Regions from separate parts of the Homo sapiens genome. Here region 2 is linked to region 1. A link is an interaction called in ENCODE POLR2A ChIA-PET data of the cell type or tissue named here. Cell type or tissue: GM12878. All regions are shown on one strand. Region 1 overlaps TERF2 (telomeric repeat binding factor 2). Region 2 overlaps NFAT5 (nuclear factor of activated T cells 5).

Evidence for each region. Peaks named below come from ENCODE experiments on the same cell type or tissue, not always from the same donor. Only the 100,000 strongest peaks of a DNase experiment are listed, where the experiment ranks them.
Region 2: POLR2A ChIA-PET joins it to region 1 with 9 read pairs; 2 of 35 experiments call an interaction of 5 or more read pairs at or near these places.

What each region holds. Positions count from the first base shown.
Region 1 is chr16:69,378,009-69,380,508 of GRCh38, forward strand. All of the region lies in intron 3 of TERF2 (telomeric repeat binding factor 2), which reads right to left. Among named protein-coding and RNA genes, the nearest start is that of TERF2, 6.7 kb to the right of the region's middle. In GM12878, no CTCF peak of the experiment used is centred here; no DNase peak of the experiment used is centred here.
Region 2 is chr16:69,611,999-69,614,498 of GRCh38, forward strand. All of the region lies in intron 2 of NFAT5 (nuclear factor of activated T cells 5), which reads left to right. Among named protein-coding and RNA genes, the nearest start is that of NFAT5, 47 kb to the left of the region's middle. RefSeq lists an enhancer at 1,445-1,604. In GM12878, no CTCF peak of the experiment used is centred here; a DNase peak (open chromatin) is centred at 1,533; H3K27ac peaks cover 1,241 bases.

The DNA of each region.
Region 1 (2,500 bases):
TTTACCATTAAGAATGTTAGCTGTGGGCTTTTTGTAGACACCTTTTATCAGGTTGAGGAAGTTCCCTTCATTCCTAGTTTGCTGAGTGTTTTTATCATGAACTAATGTTGAATTCTGTGAATTTCAGCATCAATTTATATGATCATATGGTTTTTCTCTTAATATGGTGGACTACACTGATTGATTTTCAAATACTGAAGCAGCCTTGCATTCCTGGACTTTGGTTTCCCCACTCTGTCACACACTAACTGCATCTGCACCCAGGGCCAAGCAGCAGGACAGACAGTGGAAGGCTATGGAATTTGTTCCATGTTCTGGGGATCACAGCTCCTTTGGTGAGAAAAAGAGTTCTCCTCCTTCAGTTTTAGATGTCTGCCCTGTTGCCACCGTCATTGCTAGGCAGCTGCTGCCACCAGGATAGTATTGCCTGGGGGCCAGGGCAAGAAAGAAGCGAAAAAAGAGAAAAAACTGGGATTTCTTTCACCATCTCTGACCCTTGAGAGATCCTTCCTTGCTCCTCAGACCAGAAAGAGAAAGCTTCTCTTGGTGCTCTTTCTGTTCACACCTGGAGTGCACTTCCAGGTTTCAGGCTGCCTTTGAGTCTGGGCTGGGTGACACCAGAGAAGGAAAAAATGGTAAACTATTCATCACTGGTTTGGTGGAACTTCAAATTCTGGTCTCCTTCCCTATATGCCTATTTCCAGATAGAATCCTCAGATAGCTACTCCATGCATTCTGTCCAAGACTTATAATTACATTAAGAGGGAGAGACAGAAGAGAGTATGTTTACTCTATGTTCTCCAGAATTGGAACACATATCCTTCTATATTTAATGTGTGAAGCAAGAAAGGAAATATGAATGCTTTCAAATTGAAATGAAGAAGTCTGCTTCAAAGGTTGTGCTATGAGCTTATCTTTTAAAACTATGTATTAATTTCCTGTGGGGGGGGGGAAATTAAAAAGATGAATCACTGCTTTTTCACTTGGCAGTTCCCAGAAGTAAGTATAGTTTCTTCTCTTACGTATTTGTTAAGGTTTCTAGGGTATAAGCAATATCAATGGTCTCTGGATAAGTTAAATAAAAGGGAAATTCCAAGCACAGATTTTCAAAATAGGTAAGGTAGGTTTATGTTGGGAAGAAATGCCAGAAAGCACATTTATTAACAAAGGAAGAGAAGAAGACCAAACTCACAGAACTGAAGAATAAAGAAGCAGATGCAAAAAGAAGCAAGGCTGTTCTGGGAAGCAGCAATGTTTAAAAAGCCTCAACAAATATTTTTGTTTCAAATGTAAAGTTCTAACAGAGTGTATCTGATATACAAGCACCCCAAATGGGGTAAGGCCCTCAAAGAACATCAAGCTGCTGTTGCCAAAGCTGCAGGGGACAATGCCGCATAGTAAAAAGCAACATATAAATGCTTCAAGGACATGCTATACGTGTTGCTACCCCTTGTTCTCTAAAGAAACCTAACAGATCAATCTCTCCTTTAGTTATGAGGAGAAAACAAATATAGTCTTGATATAATTAACAGCTTGCAGAAGCAGGTCTCAAATTTTTGGTCTCAGGATTCTTTTATATTCTTCTTAAAACGTTACTGCAGACCCTCAAAGAGCTTTCTGTTTATGTAGGTTATATTTGCTGATATTCACTGTATTAGAAACATAAATCAGAAAATTTTAAATATTTATTAATTCATTAGAAAATAACAATAAACTAATTACAAGGTAACATAAATAACATCCTTATGAAAAATTACGGCATTTACTAAGATAAAAGTTTAATGAGAAGGGTGACATTTGTTTTTCATTTTGAAAATCTCTTTAATATCTGGTTTAATATAGACGATAGCTGGATGCTCATAACTGCTTCTGTATTTAATCTGTTGTGATGTGTTATTTTGGTAGAGTGGGGTTTTTTTTTGAGACAGAGTTTTGCTCTGTCACCCAGGCTGGAGTGCAGTGATGTGATCTCAGCTCACTGCAGCCTCCTCGCCTCCTGGGTTCAAGCGATTCTCATGCCTCAGCCTCCCGAGTAGCTGGGATTACAGGCTCGGGCCACACACCCGGCTAATTTTTGTATTTTTGGTAGAGACAGGGTTTCACCATACTGGCCAGCCTAGTCTCAAACTTCTGACCTCAAGTGATCCACCCGTCTTAGCCTCCCAAAGTGCTGAGATTACAGGTGTGAGCCACCATGCCCTACCCTTGGTTAAGGCATTTTTAAAAATCTGGCTTTATACACATACGAAGCTGAAAATGGAGGAGTATTTTAATAGCTTTTTCAGAAAACTGTGGCTATTCTTGTTTGATTCTACACGAAACTGCAGTAAGTAAACTTTTCTTAATCTGTCACATTAAAATCCATCAGTCAGCTGGGCGCAGTGGCTCACTCCTGTAATCCCAGCACTTTGGGAGGCCAAGGCGGGTGGATCATGAGGTCAGGAGTGCAAGACCAGCCTGGCCAAGATGGTGAAACCCATTTCTAATAATAATACAAAAA
Region 2 (2,500 bases), 230 kb after region 1:
ATTTACTGAGCTGTCGTTCATTTTATAGCAGGTACAATGTTGTTTCTTCACCACTGATATATTCATTTATTACCTCTTATTTATTAGCAGTGTTTCTGAAATAATATTAAAATTAGAAGTTTTCTTGAAGCTTGTTTTACAACTTAGAATTATTATCCAGTAGCTTTCCTTAATATTTTTATAACCTCATCAACAAACAGTGAGTGTCTCTTGTAAGTAGCGTACTGCCGAACCTTAGTCAGAGAAGACATGACATAGTTTTGGTCCATGAAGGGTTTTCAACCCATTTGGAGAAGTAGGAAATAGATACAAAGATGATTTGTAACAACCTGAGGGGTGTCAAAAAGATGGTACATGTAGGAAATTAATGTTATATTCAAGTGAAAATTTGATATTGTTTATGTATATTATTCAACTTTTAAAAACTTTGCATTAAAGTATGGAAAGGAAGCATAAGTATACCATTGTTTTAATGGTTATCTTTGATGAGATCATGGGCAAGTTGAATTTTTATTTCTTACGTGTATTTTTAAAAGCAAGCAATAACTCTAAATAAATTAATCTAGGCCAGGTGCAGTGGTTCATGCCTATAATCCCAGCACTTTGGGAGATTGAGGCAGGAGGACCACTTGAGCCCAAGAATTGGAGACCAGACTGGACAACAAAAGGAGACCCTGTCTCTATAAAGCACATACACAGAGACACACACACACACACACCAAAAACCTAGCTAGGCATAGTGGCACACACCTGTGGTCCCAGCTACTCGGGAGGCTGAGGTAGGAGGATCAGTTTAGGCCCGGGAGCTTGAGGCTGCAGTGAGCTGTGATCGTGTCACTGGGTGACAGGGCGAAATCCTGTCTCAAAAAAAAAAAAGGCAAAACTGTAGTTCTAGGACAGATTTGATATAAAAAACAAAAGTAAAGCAGGCTATTTGTTTAGTAACATCAATTGCTAGACCTCTCTCCTGTTTATGTATTCACTTGGAAGTCCCATAGGCATCCAAATTCATCATTTAAAACTGAATTCTCTTTCCAGGTTTATTCTTAACTCCTATATTCTCTATCACAGGAAATGGCACCACTTTTTATCAATTTTCCCAAGCCAGAGTTCTATGTGCTACTTGGAACTCTCCTTTTTTTCCCTCTCCCTTCCCCACCGTAGCCAGTGATCCAATTTAGTTCATCCATTTAAACAGCTTTAAATTCGTAGCCTATTGACTATTTCACTGCCACTGCCTTGGTTCAGGATTTCATTATTTCTTGCTTAGGCTATTATTGTAAAAACCTTCTTACTCATCGCCATCTCTAGGACCTAATCTATTCTCTGTATTCCTGGTAGGATGATCTTCCTCAAATATATGTTTGAGTTTATCATTTCTTTGCTTAAAACCCTCAAAGGCTCCCTGTGTGCTGAGGGATAAAACCCTTACTGCTTAGCATGATACACAAGCCCTGTCATAATCTGGCCTCACCCTGCCTTTAGTAGTTTCATCTCATGTTACTGCTTGTAACTTCCGTGTTCTGAGTAACTGAGTTACCTAATAACCTGAGATGAAAATACTCTTTTTGTTCAGGTTTGCTTTTATAGTTTCTCCTTCCTTTTCCCCAGTCTGTCTGCTAAATAGCCATTTCAATATTCAAGGTTGACTTCTGGTGTTACATCCTCTGTGCTGCCTTCTCAGATCCTCCACAGATAACATTAAAGGTTCCCTCTTCTCCAGTTGTGTAACACTTCATACTTTATTAAAGCACATACTGCATTATTTTAAACTTGACTCATTTTATTATCTCTAGACTGTGAACTGCTTAATAAGGGTGACTTTCTTTTGTATTGTGTCCCTAGATCAGTGCAGGTGCTAAATAAATGTTGAATGAATGTTTAATTACTGCTTTGTCAGGTTGAAGGTGATAGTGAAGAGGAGCTGGCATAGACAAAAATACTTAGCCCCTGTGACTGTGGCAAATAAGATGTCAAACAAGTAATTATATGACCAAGAGAAGACTCATGGTATGTGTTGTAACCAAGATTCTGTTGCCTTTTTCAACTAAAATATTTGGTTTTGTTTGATTTTAAACAGAAAGTGTAGCAAAAGTGAGAGGGAGAACAAGGTAGATTGGTCTTTTCTCTCTTTTCTTTCTTTTCTTCTCTTTCTCTCTTTTTTTTTTTTCTTTTGAGACAAGGTCTTGCTCTGTCACCTAGCCTAGGATGTAGTGGCACAATCACAGCTCACTACAGCCTTGACATCCTGGGATCAAGCAGTCCTTCAGCTCTGCCTCCCAAAATGCTGCGATTACAGGCACGAGCCACCACGCTCGGCCCTAGATTGGTTTTTGATTGCCAGATACCTAAAAATGAAGACATGAAATAAGTTTGTTTACTCTGATAGATTCATTTCTTTGCAAATTGAGATCTTATAATATGAAGCTACAGTTACATAGCTGAATTTTTTGAATCCGTAGTAATTAATAAATTCCTAATGAAATGTATGCCTGAATGC